Linked DNA regions of Homo sapiens: region 2 is linked to region 1. The links are chromatin contacts, found by Hi-C or POLR2A ChIA-PET in ENCODE. All regions are on one chromosome and are shown on one strand. Each heading gives the region's core, a stretch centred on a gene start or an enhancer-like site at or near the end of the contact. The rest is flanking DNA. Distances are from core to core; before and after follow the strand shown. Region 1 overlaps RBKS (ribokinase). Region 2 holds the start of LOC102723530 (a long non-coding RNA gene).

Evidence for each region. Hi-C counts contacts between places; a loop is a spot of excess contacts on that map. ChIA-PET counts read pairs that join two places held with the same protein, here RNA polymerase II (POLR2A). Pooled maps may share reads with other maps.
Region 2: a loop to region 1 is called in a map of mammary epithelial cell, with 13 times the contacts of the local background. The contact joins two enhancer-like sites. A Hi-C loop is called at or near these places in 10 of 168 maps with a recorded cell type or tissue (CD4-positive, alpha-beta T cell, CD8-positive, alpha-beta T cell, Caco-2 and 7 more), 4 of 37 single-sample maps with no recorded cell type and 18 of 50 pooled maps. POLR2A ChIA-PET finds 5 or more read pairs at or near these places in 1 of 52 experiments (AG04450).

Annotation. Positions count from the first base shown.
Region 1 is chr2:27,805,262-27,812,697 of GRCh38, forward strand. The region is part of intron 7 of RBKS (ribokinase); the gene reads right to left. Among named protein-coding and RNA genes, the nearest start is that of MRPL33, 37 kb to the left of the region's middle. Within about 2 kb of position 4,815, at least 5 of the 41 ENCODE cell types and tissues checked have a DNase peak (open chromatin) inside an H3K27ac peak, as active enhancers do; they include mammary epithelial cell, where a contact is called at or near this core.
Region 2 is chr2:28,449,960-28,457,395 of GRCh38, forward strand. LOC102723530 (a long non-coding RNA gene) reads right to left here and starts at 226. Exons shown (of 2, transcript NR_187669.1): 1 at 81-226. RefSeq lists enhancers at 1,771-2,284, 2,285-2,798. Within about 2 kb of position 4,097, at least 2 of the 41 ENCODE cell types and tissues checked have a DNase peak (open chromatin) inside an H3K27ac peak, as active enhancers do; they include mammary epithelial cell, where a contact is called at or near this core.

The DNA of each region.
Region 1 (7,436 bases), core at 3,565-6,064:
AACTGGTTTGGTCTGTAAATCTTGGTTTCCATAGACCTGATTTTCTTGAGGGCTTTTCTTTTCGGTCTCTCTGCAGTGATTAATGTGTGGCAATGAGCACTGAGCTTCCTCCTTGAAGGTCCAGACACCCCTGCACAGGCATAAAATGATATTTTTAGGACAGACCCTTGCACTGCTGGTGTGTGCCATGTTCCAGGCATAAGAGCTTCAGTATCCACACAACATAGTTGGCCCTGATGGCTCATTTCCCAGCTTTCCCGGGTCCTTGTAGGAAACAGCAAGTTTGAAAACTGATATATTTTTCTTTTGTATTTTTTATTTTCATTTTTTTGAGACTGAGTCTCACTCTGTCGCCCAGGCTGGAGTGCAGTGGCGCGATCTCAGCTCACTGCAACCTCTACCTTCCGGGTTCAAGCGATTCTCCTGCCTCAGCCTCCCGAGTAGCTGGGATTACAAGCGTGCACCACCATGCCTGGGAAATTTTTGTATTTTTAGTAGAGACGGGGTTTCACCATACAGGTCAGGCTAGTCTCAAACTCCTGACCTCAAGTAATCCACCCACACTGGCCTCTCAAAGTGCTGGGATTACAGGCATGAGCCACCTTGCCCGGCCAAAAAATGGATATATTTTTCTTTTCTTTTTTTTTTGAGACAGGGTTTCACTCTGTTTCCCAGGCTGGAGTGCAATGGCATGATCTCAGCTCACTGTAGGCTCAACCTCCTGGGCTCAAGTGATCCTCCTATCTCAGCCTCCCAGGTAGCTGGGACTACAGGTGGGTGGTTAATTTTTTTGGTATTTTTTTGTAGAGTCAGGGTTTTGCCACGTTGCCCACGCTGGTCTCAAACATCTGGGCTCAAACGATTCGCCCGCCTCGGCCTCCCAAAGTGCTGGGATTAAAGGCGTGAGCCACCAGGACCGACCTGAAAATGGATATATTAATATTTTTCTAGCATTTTGTAGCTACTAGTCAGGCAATGGTTTTCCTCTCTTAATACCAGATGAATTGGTAGGCTGAAATGGCAGAATCTGAGACACATCCATAAGGCCATTATATAGACAAAAAGGTATATCTGGCCAGGGAAATGATAAATATAAGCCTTTGCCCCACTCATTTCCCTGACATAATGTTCAGGCTACCAGAATTCTGCCTGCAGAGTGTGACATGACTTTCAGTTTTCCACAGCACTTTCTGGTTTACAGGGCATGTTTGCAGATGTGATTAAATTTGAATTTCATTGCAATGCCGTGAGGTAGGTAGGGTGGGTCTTTGATTTTCCGGATGAGAAACCAAGTGTAAGAACTTGCTCAAGGTCAAATGGCTAGGTGATAGAACTGGAACACCTTGGTTAAATCCCAGTCCCCATTAAAGCAGTCCTCTGGGGAGGCCATAAATGTATTCTAACTTTGCTCAAAAATATTTTGAAACTTCTCTTTCAGTACCTTCAAAATCTGTAGCATATCTTTGAATATCCTCAATGGAGGCACATTTCATCTCAGTCAGTGATTCTTAAACTTGAGCATGCACTGGAATCGCCTGGAGGGTTTGTTAAAACACCGACTGCTGGGCTCCATCCCCAAAGTTTCTGATCCATTAAATCTAAGGTGGGGCCTGGGATTTGTGTTTCAAATGACTTCCCAGGTGATGCCGATACTGCTGGCTTTAGGGCCATATTTTGAGAACCATATCCTAAGGAATTTATTTCTGGAAAGAGTGAATTGTTTAAAGCCAAGTCTAATGATTAAGGTGAGGGATCAAGCTAGGGAACTCCACCATTGGCCAAAACCAATGGGCAACTGTAAAGAACAAGATCGGCTCTGGCAGAAATTCAAATAAAGAGCTCCAAAAAGGTTCTGAAAACAACATGTGGTCTGAATGTGAAGCTTCCCAATGTGACCACTTTAAAAGGAAGAACACTCTTGCATGTGTGCTAAAGAATTCTCACAAGTGTACAGGAACACCTTGCACAAATTTACATTGTGAGATGTTCACTATCAACCTTTTATTCTCAGCTTAGGAAAAAAGAAACCATGGAGGTAACACCCACATTAGTACTGTATTAAGGAGGGATTAATAGTGATTTACAACAGCTGAACTGATTACACTGGCATGGCAGAGGTCTTTTTTTTCTTTTTTTGAGACAGGGTCTTGCTCTGTCACCCAGGCTGGAGTGCAGTGGTGCAATCACGGCTCACTGCAGCTTTGACCTCCCCGGACTCAAACGATCCTCCCAACTCAGCCTCCTGAGTAGCTGGGACTACAGGCATTTGCCACCACGCCTGGCTATAAAAAATTTTTTTGTAGAGATGAGGTCTCTCTATTGTTGCCCAGCAACTCCTGGGCTCAAGCGATCCTCTTGTCTTGGCCTCACAAAGTACTGGGATTCCAGGAATGAGGTACTGTGCCCGGCCACCAGAGGTCCTTTCTATGCTGCAAAGGTGTGGAAGATGAGGGGGAAACTCCAACTCTTCATACCCTGAGTTTTTGGTTGTGATTGGAATGGAAAAGGTGAAAATATTTAATTTTGGATGCCAGAAATAAATATGTAGTATTTTGTGGGGGGGAATCCCAGCAGAAAGGAAAAAAAATGAACTACATTAGGTACTTAAGCTGGGAGAAAGTCAATCCTTCATGTCACAGCAGGGAAAAAAAGAGGTGGAGGACTGCCTAAATATTGGTTCTATTTTAATTCCAATTCTACATTACATTAAACTCTCCCTGTACTCCTCTCTAATTTACAGCAAATGCTGACACAAATTGGTATGCCTTCTCTTCTTTGACATCAGTGTTTCTCTTGAATTATGTATTTCTATCTGGAATGAGGTTTATGAGGCTAAAGCCTTCTTTCATTAAGATAGGTGAGAACAGAGAAGGATCAATAAGCGGTTGAGTGCAAAATCAAAGTAAGGTGGGGCTAAGATATGCTCAGGGCAGCACTTCACTGCCCAAAGTGACCATAAGTGGTATTACGAATGACACTGATCTTCTGAATTTCAATACATTGATTATATTTCAACTACTATAAAACAAGAAAAACTCTATTAACTTTCATCCCAGAACTGCCAGATTCTTCCTTTATTGGTACCCTACAAGTATTTAGTAACCATTTTTAAGAAAGAGTACAGATAATCATAGTAACTGCATCACTTGGATTCCATCTAAAATTGAGTCAAAGACAAAAGAAATCCCCTGCCTGATGCAGTGTGTCTCAGCCATCTCAGTCTTCACACAGGTTGAGGTGCTTGGTTGTGGTGCTCAACCTACCTCACAGGTTGGTGCCATGGACAGATCTGGCCCCACTATTGTTGACAAATGGCTCCCAGTCCAAGTCAGCCATTAGTTCATATTGACAGAGGCCACTGGCTGGCTCCATCTGGGGCCTGACCGTGTCTCAGGGTCCATTCTCAGCTTTGTTAGTTTGTGATGGGCTCTGGGCTGGCTGGTCAGACCAGGACTGAAGTGGAGCATTTTGACGAAGGTGTTTTGAGATAACATTTGTAAAAAATGTAGATATACTGTCTTGTATTGCCAAATAATATACAGAACAGACATGCCTGATCCTTTCCCTTTTCTATACCTCATTCCACCCTCGGCCCAAGCCTGAGCCTCACCCTCTAGGTAATCTTCAGCCATCTCTGAAAACTCTTCCATTTTTAATCTTTACCTATCACCCACTTCACCCCAGGAATGGGAACTGGAGATAAAATGAAACTCTTTGTTTTTTCACATTTCTTGATAATTTAAAAGAGAACATTTTCTGTTTTGCTTATAATAATGTAAAAATTGTCCCTGAGTCAATATGGGCACATTAATGCAGCTCAACCATAATGTTCTTTGGCTGAAACTGGCTGTGCCCAGCAGCCTTATGGTGATGTGGCTTACGCACTGGCACACCCCTTGTTTGGCCAGCCTGAGGAACATGTGAAGGACACTGTCACCCTGAGAGTGGGCTTGGGCCAGGAGCCCATTGGGCTGCTCTAGCCTCTCTTCAAGTTCAGGGGCAGGTGCTGCTCCCAGCCATGGCCCTCACCGCTCTGCTGGCTGGCAAGCTGCTGAGAAGAATGGCCTGTGGAGGCTGAAAATTGCTGAAAACCCCATTCTGCCCAAAATGTTTGCGGTGGGTTAATTTATTCTATAATTTAAAGAATTCCATGTTAATGAAAGAGAAGTGGAATCCTGAGAGCGAGCTAAAAATGGAATTAAAAAGGGCCCATTCTTCAGGCAATATTAATGAGAGCTTTGTATATATATTGGTGAGTAAATCGCAATTAAAACTAAAATGTCTGTTAGTGATTCACTGAGTTCTAAAGGTTGGCCTTTTGCCTTTTGTGGTCAGCAATCCCCTTTTTTTTGTGACCCCACTATTCTAGACAGAAAACAGTTAATCCAATAGGACTTAGTATCTTACAAAAGACTCGCTAAAATATTTTCTGCTAAATGTTCATCTTCTAACAGCTGCTTTTTTATTTCAGTGAGAGGTACTTGAAATAAAATCATTGTTCTCCAAGAAAAATGCATGCTAAATAATACAGAGCTACCAGATTATTAAACAGCAAAGGCATTTCATAATATTAGCACCAACCACAGGTTCCACTTCTGCTGATGCACAAAATTTTGAGTAATTAGTCATTGCACAATGTTGTATTTATATTCATTTTTGCTCGAGCTGTTAGGCCACAAAATCAGTAGGCAGTTGCTGTTATAAAAGGATTCTCTGGGTTATTTATAATGTTTCTGCTTCTTCACACTTGCTGCTTCACTCTTGGGTCTTGAGCCAGGTCTACACTGTGAAAATGAAGGAAGGAACTGAGCAATTGTTCTGTGAATCTAACTGCATTGAAAGCTGGTGTGGATGATTCACAACCAACTGTGTATGTCTTGGCTGGTGCACCTGGTATATTTGTCTACACAACCCAAATTCGTCATATACTGGCTGATTTGTCACTTTATCAGGGAAGGATGCATAGTTACGTGAAGGCTGTGTTTCTACCAGGAATAAGCTAGTGTCTAAGGCACAGGTGGTAGGGCAAGTATCTGAACTAGCATTATGTTGCAAAAGAGTTACCTTCAAATGTCAGTTACTTTAAATGAAGGATTGATTTCTGCTCCAAATGCTTGCCTGTTACACAGATCATTCATTCCCTAGAAGGCAGGCATACTGGATGGAAGGGCATTTACCGGATGGAAGGGCATTTATGGATCACCTGAGATTTTAATTTTATTTTTTGTAAGTTATACAGGCATCTTTCTGTGCTATCTGCAGAGAATCACTGATGACAGGAACTCTTTCTAGTGGGAGTAGGTTTTAGCCTTTATGTGAGTCGGAGTAAAAAATATGCTGAAAACCACTCAGACTGACAGAATGATCTGTTTGTTTCAACTATGAAATAACCATCTTAGTTATCGCCCCACTGCCCCCACTTTTTTTAAGGAAATGAACTATCTTTATGTCATCTGAATTCCCATGAGCTCTCAAACCCACTTCTCAGCATCCCCATTTCCACTTCCCTAGTCCAGGCTGCCACCATCTCTCACCCAGATCAATACGACAGTCTCTGGACTGTTCTCCCTGACTCCAGTCTTGTAAACTCCAATTTATTCTTCACACAGCAGCCATATTAATCTTTTTATAAAGTATAAATCTGATCAAATGTATCCCTTGCTTAAATGGCTCCCCATTGCCCTCAGAAGTGTGAATTCTCAGAAGTGGCAAAGGAAGCCCTTTACAACCCAACCCTGCCACCTCTCCACTTCATCCTTAACTCTCCTTTGTACTCAGGTCTTTCCAAATGGAACTATTTGAAGCAGCACAAATATGCCATGCTCCCTTTAGCTGCTTCATGAGCTGCTGCCTCTGCCTGAGTGCCACTTTACCAAGCTGCCTCTGCCTTATCCTTCAGCTCAGCTCCTTCCCTTACCCTCTCAAACAGCTTCCCTGGGCTCCTCAGGCTAGGTGGGCCCCCTCCACTGCATCACCATGGGACTTCTCATTCTAGCTGTATGGACTATGCACTCTTCTAGATTCCAAGCTCTTTGTGGCCAGGGACTGTCTTATTATGCCAGTGTGTCCCTGGCATACCAGTGTATATCCACTGTGTGGCATGTGGAAAATTCAGAGTGTGCTGAATAAGAAAGTGTACAGTGGGATGTGCCTCATTCCATTTTGCCATTCTTTCCAATAGAATATTTCCTATTTCTTAAGGAACTGTTTTCAGTTCTAGAGGCTGCTTTTGTATCATTAGTCTTGGAACTCCCACGATGCTCTGAGAATAAGATGAAAGGCAGCCTGAGGACCTTGACTGTGATCACTGCCTGTGAAGAAACCCAATTTAGGCTTCTCTTTGTAGCAATGTTGTAGCCTAGAGATCTGAAAACTCTCCTTCTACAAGATACTCAGAACTCTGGGATAAAACAGAAGCCTTATTACTATTAATATATCTAAAAAATAGAAATAAGATTTTCCCAGAGTCCAAAAACAAAGAGAGTTCTAAAAACTAGCACGGCAAGAGCATAAACTATGGCCATCCAAGCAGTTTGCTGGTCCGGGTAATCATGGGGCTTGGGTTTTAATGGCCATGTTTGGACAAAAGGTGGGTTTCAAGCAAAGTGGAGTGCTGGAACTAAGACTCCTACAGAAAAGATGAACCAGGAAAAAAAAATTCCACCACTGGCTCAGAGAAACAGCAACAAATCCTGTCACTGAGACTTTGTAATGTGATCCTCTTCCTAAGCAGTTTGGGTTGTGAAATTTATACTACCTTTTGAGAAGTGTTTGTTCATATCCTTTGCCCACTTTTTGATGGGGCTGTTTTTTTCTTGTAAATTTGTAAGAAATTTATGCAGCCAACAGACACAGGAAAAAATGCTCATCATCACTGGCCACCAGAGAAATGCAAATCAAAACCATAATGAGATACCATCTCACACCAGTTAAAAAGTCAGGAAACAACAGGTGCTGGAGAGGATGTGGAGAAATAGGAACACTTTTACACTGTTGGTGGGACTGTAAACTAGTTCAACCATTGTGGAAGACAGTGTGGCGATTCCTCAAGGATCTAGAACTAGAAATACCATTTGACCCAGCCATCCCATTACTGGGTACATACCCAAAGGATTATAAATCATGCTGCTATAAAGACACATGCACACGTATGTTTATTGTGGTACTATTCACAACAGCAAAGACTTGGAACCAACCCAAATGTCCATCAATGATAAACTGGATTAAGAAAATGTGGCACATATATACCATGGAATACTATGCAGCCATAAAAGGATGAGTTCATGTCTTTTGTAGGGACATGGATGAAGCTGGAAACCATCATTCTCAGCAAACTATCGCAAGGACAAAAAACCAAACACCGCATGTTCTCATTCATAGGTGGGAATTGAACAATGAGAACACTTGGACACAGGAAGGGGAACATCACACACCAG
Region 2 (7,436 bases), core at 2,847-5,346, 640 kb after region 1:
AGTCACAAGTCTGAGCCACCGTGCCCTGCCCCCACCCACTGACCCCAGTGAAACCCTCCCTGTGATGACATCATCATTACCTTGAATTCTCAGAATCACCGGTGCCTTCTATCTTCTCCTTTTACTCTACCTGCTTCTAAATCCCCCTCCTCCTCCTTCTTTCCCCCTCCTCTGGGGGCAGCACATCTAAATAAGGTAGTGTTCCTTCCGGGCTGTGAATTATCAGGATTTTCATCTAGTGACTCGGGAAATTGTGAGACAGAATCAGGAAGTCGATCCCCAAGTGCTGGACAAGGAGATGCGATGCCAGTTGGCCCCTGGTGCTCTGGAGTTAACTGAGTAGGAGACTGGGAGGACCTAGGTAGGGAAGGAGGAGGCTTGAGCTGAGGAGAATGGGTATGGGGTGTGGGAAACTGGCGGGGTTGGGCTCCTTACAGACTGCACAGGCCAAGGCATCCCTGGTCTGGCATGAAGGGAGAGGCCACTGCCCTGTCCCATACACTTGGCTGCCTAAGGTCCTTTGTGGGGAGGCAACCATCCTCCCCACACCCAACTTAGATGATCAGGAAGGAGCCCACCCAGGGAACATCCCTGCCTCTCATCTCATCTTCTCTCCTGTGACTCCTCCTGTCTTTTTCCCTAAATGTCATGGAGGTGTTTCTGGCACAAGTAGTGAGGAGCTGGCCAACCAGAGCATGCCCCGGGGTCACTGCCATTTTCATGTCATACCCTTTTCATGAAGAAATAAATTAGGACCCTGCTTCTGGAAAACTGATGTTTGTGACATCATGTAGGGAACAGATGGGATATTTGAGATTCTTGAAAAAGGATCATATATATCTCAATAAAAGGCAACTTCTGAGGCCAGAGGAAAACATAATAAATAAAAGGACTGCTGCTTCCTGTATCAGGTGGGAAAAGCATGACATGAGTTAACCCAAAAAATGTTTTTTTGTAAACAAGTAAAAGTAAATAAACCCAAGAAGGGCAGGAAAGTCAAAGGTTGTTTCTTGACAGGTTTGTCAAGGGGTACAGGGGTCCCGTGGCAGCATGTCCATCCCCGCCTTCTCACACTGCCTTGCAATCGCCGCCTTGTCTCCGGAGCCCTAGAGGGCAGGGCCATTACGTTATCTCTCTCTCAATCCCCGGGGCCTAGCCTGGGACCTGACACATAGTAGGTGCTCAGTAGGCAGAGAGACCGTATAATTTATCATCCAAACTGGGACACTTCAAGGTCAAAGGAGGCTATTAATAATTACATCTGGACAACAGTTGTAATCTGGGACTGTCTGGACAAAAAGGTGTCTGTTGAATAAGTGAATGAATGAACAAATGAATGAATGAATGATTCTTAGGCTGAGGCTGCTGACACCGAGGCATTCATGGCTTCCTACATCCGTTGGTGCCACTGTCTAATAGAAAATTCACCCGTGTATACCATGTATACCAAGCTGGGATTGAAAGTCCATCTCCGTTCTTAGCTTGCAGACTGGGACTCCACTGCAGAGAGAAACTGGGCTGAGCCGGAAGGGCCCTGCAGGTGCTGCTCAGAGCATCTTCCTCCACTTTCCTGCTGGCTTGGGCACCAGGAACTCGGCTCTGCGCTTTCTGTTCTTTGTAGCATTTAATCCTTACACCAGCCTTGTGAAGTAGATGTTCTTATTACCTTTTACAGGTGAATCAACCCAGGCTTAGAGAAGTGAAGTATTGTGCCCAAGGCGCTAATATCAGAGATACAACCTATACCCAAGTCTGTGGGACACCGAAGTACGTGCCTCTAAGACGTCACCACCTTGCCTTTTATGTGGCCTTCTCTCAAGAAGAGGACTTAGAGGCTTGGGGCGTCCAGTTTCTGGAGGCAGGCAGGGCCTCCTGTGGCCTGATCCATTGGCTGGAGAGGAGTCAGCAGGGGCTGGGGTCATGGCATTGTCCCAGTGGGAATGGAAAGTTTGCCTCCTGGAGGCGCCCCCTCTGCCCCACGTCTGATTGCGGGCAGAGTCTTGGACGGGGCAGTGGCACATTCAGAACCTCTGGCCAGGCTAGGACCATGAGAAGTGGGCTTTTCATAGGTTACAAGCCCTGTGGCCGTGGGAGCAGGCGGGGCAGGGACCCTGGTCAGCCTGATTCACAGGCCAGGATGCTGCCACCTGAGCCTTGTAACTGAGCCCTCGTGGCTCCTGAGGGTGGGTTAAGGAGGAGAAGGTGTTCCGAACCGGAACTCCTAACCAAGGGCTCTATCAGTCCTTCCACCTCCTGCTTCCGGCCCGCCCCACACCTACCCCCTGGAGGGCCGTGGAGTTTCTTTGATGCACGGCCTGGCTGTTTTTCCAGAACGTGGTTCATTTGCAGTCCCAGCCCATCGGGAGAGCGGCCTGAGAGTCTGAGGGCTCCAGCCCAGGGGAGAGGCTTGCTGGGGCCTGGCTGGGCTGAAGTGGTGGAGAGGGGAGAGGCCAGGCCCAGAACCTCTTTTTCCCTCTTGTGTTCCCAGGCCGGTCAGGCTCCTGCTGGGCGATTGATGGAGGTGAGAGGATGTGGGCTAGGGCTGGGTCTGGGCAAGGGCTCTGTGAGGGAGCAGGGTTAGGCACTCTCCCCCGCTCCCCCCACCTGCCTCCCACCTCCACTCTCTGCAGATAGCCCTTGCCCCAAGGCTGCAGCCCAGTTGACATCCCTGAGCCTGGGCCACCAAGCGCAGCTCCCTTGCGCCCTCTAGTGTCTGCCCCTCTCAGGTACAGGGTGCCTTGGGCCAATCTCTGAACCTAGAATTGACCTTCCAAACCGGGCCATTCCTAAGCATGAGGTGGACTCTGTTGACAATGATGCTGGGCAGCAGACGCAAAAAGAGACTGGGCCAGCTGTCTTTTCACTCCACTCAGGTCAGAAGTGCCCCCTCCCCACTCCACTGTGGTCCCCAGAACCATCTCTGGGAACCACCCCATTTGTAAATGAGATAATGCATGTGACGTGCTTAGCAAGGGGCTGGGAGAGTAGGGGACCAGTGACTATGTGGTCAATGAACAGCTATTAGCTCCACTAGGTAGAAGCAATGATCTGTTTGGTCCTGTGCTGGGGGCTCGTTTCCAGGGGGGAGGACAGAGAAGCTCTGTCCAGTGCTGCTGAGGCAGGAATGAGGACTCCATGTTCGGAGTCTGGCACGGAGCAGGAGGGTGATTTGATGGCTCGGTGTGTGTTGGCTGCAAGAGCAAATGCAAAACGTCAGCCTGAGATTAATCAAGACATCCTTCCACTTACCGTTTCGGGTCTTGTTGGGGAGTTTGGAAGGAAAACTGCCTTTCCAGCAAGATGTTTTGACATGATGCCTTTTCCCTGGCATGCGTTGTCTCCTTCTCCCCACCCATCCCCTTCGCCACAGCTTTAGGGATGACCTCTGCCCTGCTGGGTGCCCTTGATGACTAACACAGCAAGTGTGTGGACCGCCACCTGTCCTGGCCTCACCCACCTTCACCCTCCATTTCTTCATGACTGCCCCCGTGGCTTCTAGGGGGAAGGCCCCAGACAGGTTTGCTAAACTACTGACTCCCAGGGCTCCCTGACAGGGCCTGATGCAGGGTGGCCAGCGGTTGTGACCCCTAGACCAGGTGGGTCCCAGCACAGGGACCTGAGCCCCACCCTCAGGGAGCTGGCGGCTACACGGGGAGCGGTCACCTGTACAGATAAATCTAGTGGAAAGCCCCCATGGCCAGAACCAGGGCGGAGGGCCTGGGGCAGGCTCTGGAGTATAGAAGAGGGAAGGCGCCTTTGGAACAGACAGCAGAGAGAAGAGCCTGCAGGATGAGTGCGAAGGATTGCTGTGGACAGAGGTGGGCCAGGGCTCAGCTCGAGGGCTCCCAGGGAAAGGAGCCTGGGGTGGCCTGGGCACCGTGTGTGTGTGTGTGTATGTGTGTGCGCGCGCGTGCATGTGCGTGTGCATAGGTATGATTCAGGGAGACATAAGGGACTTTGGCAAAGTCAGGAGGATGTGGGGGCTAAGCAAACACCACTTTGAAGACTTCTCTTTGGCATGGGGTGTGACAAGCCAGGTCTGGTGCCTTGTTGAGGAAAGGGAGAAAACTCTGAGTTGGTTTTTGTGTTCCTCAAACCAGTTTGCCCACATCCTTGGCATCATCTGTGCCCTGTGAAGGGCCCGCTTGGAGCCATGCATGTCTGGGCCTGAGGGTGGCGGTGCCTACGTGAGGCCCTGCGGTCTCTTCAGGAGCTCCCCGAGAGGGGCACTTGGCCACTGTTGGAGCTGAGAGGGGCCTGGCCCAGCTCACCCGCCTCTCCTGCTTCTCACCCAGCCCCTGCTGCTGAGAGCTCTGGCAGCCTCCGTGTGCACAGCAGGCCTGGGCTCAGTCACAGGTAGCTCTTCTGTCTGCTCCACGGTGGCTCTCCTCAGGGCCTTGGCTCTCATGTGAGGCTTCCAGCTGCTGCTCACACTCAGAGCTTTGCATGACCAGCAACACACAGGCAGATAAGAGCATTGGGTCTAGGGCGAGAAAATCCTGGGTTCAAGATCAGGCTCTGCCATTTACCAGCTATGTGGCCTCAGGCAGGTTGAACTCTTTGAGCCGCAGTTATCTCATCTGTAAATTGGGGATAATAACACTTAATGGTACTTATCTCATGGGGTTGTCATGAGGATCAAATGAGATGATGTGTGTGTAAACACCTTACAGAGGGCTCCACTAATGGAAGGCATTATTATTGCTGTTTCCATACCACACGACACTCACCCAAGAATGGAAGTTCATGTTCTGACTGTCAATGACGTGTCCAGCATTCCTCCTGTGCTCATTTCATAACTATTCGTTGAGCCTCCTTGGTGCCAGGCACTGTTCTAGACTCTTGGGCCATAAAAATCAATAAAACACAAGATCCCTGCCTCCTTACGGCTGACCTTCTAGGGGAGAGACTTTCACATACCCCAATCTACTTAGCACACATTCCAACCTCTCTCTGGCATCTGCAAACTCAAGTCTGCAAGGTGAAGCAACATCCTAAGCTGCTAGGAACTCTCTCCATAAGTACTCATCCAGATGGCCTGGTGATACGGACAGGAGACAGGGAAATACTGGGTAGAAGAGGGTGGCTCCTGGCAAAGGCCCCACCCTCAAGCCTGAAGACCCACGGCCCTAAATGAGGACAGGCATTCCTGTTTTTGAGCGGAAAAAGTTGCCTTTTGGCCTGCCACACCCCCTATCCTGCACCCATATAAACCCTGAACCCCAGGCTTCAGAAACAGACGAGCAAGCCAGCAGACCAGCAGACGGACAGTGGAACGATGCAGTAGAGAAAGAGAGAGGAGGAGGAACATCTGAACATGGAGAGGAGTTTGACTGGGGACGGTCAGAGAGGAGTCCGGCTGCTGGGCTCCTGACTCCAGGGGAAGATCACCTTCCTACTCCATACCCCCCTTCTGGCTCCTCATCCGTCCCACTGAAAGCTACCTCTACCATTCAATAAAACCTCGCATTCATCCTTCAAGCCCATGTGTGACCCAGTTTTTCCGGGATGCTGGATAAGAGCTTGTGATACAGAGAGCTGTCACACTGGCCCTCTGCCCTTGCGAAAAGGCAGAGGGTCCATTGAGCTGGTTAACACATGCTGTCTGCGGACAGCAAAGCTGAAAGAGCTTTGTAACACTGGGGTTGCAGGCACCCACCTTTAGACACTACAGTAGGGCCAGAGCCCAAATGGCTCACCCTGGCCTCTGCACCTTCCCATCTGCATGCTCCACCTCCTGAGAGGGATTTGAGCAGCAGGGGTGACCGAAAAGGCAAGCGGCACATCCTGAGGGGGATCGGGGACCTCTCCTGTTTCACTGCAGAAGTCCTTTCGTGGCAAAACAAGGTCATGTTGAGACAACACTCAGAGCATTGTCGTGAAAAGGGAGCACAATCATTAAGAGTAGTTGCCCATTTTACAGATGAGGAAATTGGGGCCCAGAAAAGTTTAACTGCCTTGCCCTAGGTTATGCTGCTGCTCAGTAACAAAATAACTTAGTCAACAAATATTTGCTGAGCCCCTATTTTGTGCCAGCCACTGCTTTGGGCACTGGGGCACAGTCAGTGCCTTAGTGGAGCTTGCATTCTCTAAAGGGGTGACTTAAAATAAATATGTAAACAGGTGAGCTCATTTCAGACATGATGAGTGCTAGGCGGAAAATCATACAAGATAATGGGAGGGACAGTGACTTAGGAATGGGGTAGTTGGGGAAGGCCTCCGGGGAGGTGACACTGAAGTCAAGGAACCAAGCAGAGGACACTTCCGGTGGAAGTTATCCTAAATGGTGACCCAGATAAGAGACTCAAAGGATTCCCTACAGCTCACTTAAAAGGCAAAGGAGAAAATGTGGCTGTGAGTCCTCCTAGGGAGAGCAGGGGTTTCTGAGCTGTGGCCTGAGGAGCCAGGTGGCCCTCCTTGTAAAACAGAGCTCAGGGCATCTGGGGATCCTTTTGTTTTGTTTTCTAATAGACTTTATTTTTTAGGTTCATAGCAAATTTGAAAACAAAGTATAGAGAGTCCCCATATACCCCTGCCCCTACATGTGTAGTACATTCATTAAATCAAGAACCCACATGGATGCATCATCACCCAAAGTCTATATTTACATTGGGGTTCACTCTTGGTGTTGATGTCCTATGAGTTCTAACCGAAGTGTGATGACTTTATCCACTGTCACAGCATCTTAGAGTAGTTTCACGGCCCTAAAAATCCTCTGTGCTCCGCCTGTTCATCCCTCCCTCCCCACAACCCCTGGCACCCACTGGTCTTTTTGCTGTCTCCGTAGTCTTGCCTTTCCCAGAGTGTCATATAGTTGGAATCATACAGTATGCACCCTGTTCATACTGGCTTCTTCCACTTAATAATATACATTTAAGTTTTCTCCATGTCTTTTCATGGCTTGGCAGCACATTTCTTTTTAGCGTTGAATGAAATTTGCATTTTCTGGATGTAGGGGCTTGATATGGTTTGGCTCTGTGTCCCCACCCAAATCTCATCTTGAATGATACGCCTGTAACTCCCACGTGTTGTGGGAGGGACCCGGTGGGAGATCATTGAATCATGGGGGCGCTTTCTCTCATACTTTCCTTATGGTAGTAAGTCTCATGAGATCTGATTTTTTTTAAATAGGGAGTTTCTGCTTTCGCTTCTGCGTCATTTTTTTCTTGCTGCCGCCATGTAAGTAGTACCGTTCGCCTTCCGCCATGATTGTGAGGCCTCTCCAGCCACGCAGAACTGTGAGTCCAATCAGCCTCGTTCTTTTGTAAATTGCCCAGTGTCGCGTATGTCTTTATCAGCAGCGTGAAAACGGGCTAATACAGGCTTCTTTCTTGTTTTGTTTGCTTGACATTTGGCTTTTTCCTTGCTTTCCTGCAGTGGTTTCAGCCTGCAAGCCCTTTCATTTCCGAGGGATGGGGTGGGGCAGGGCCATGCTG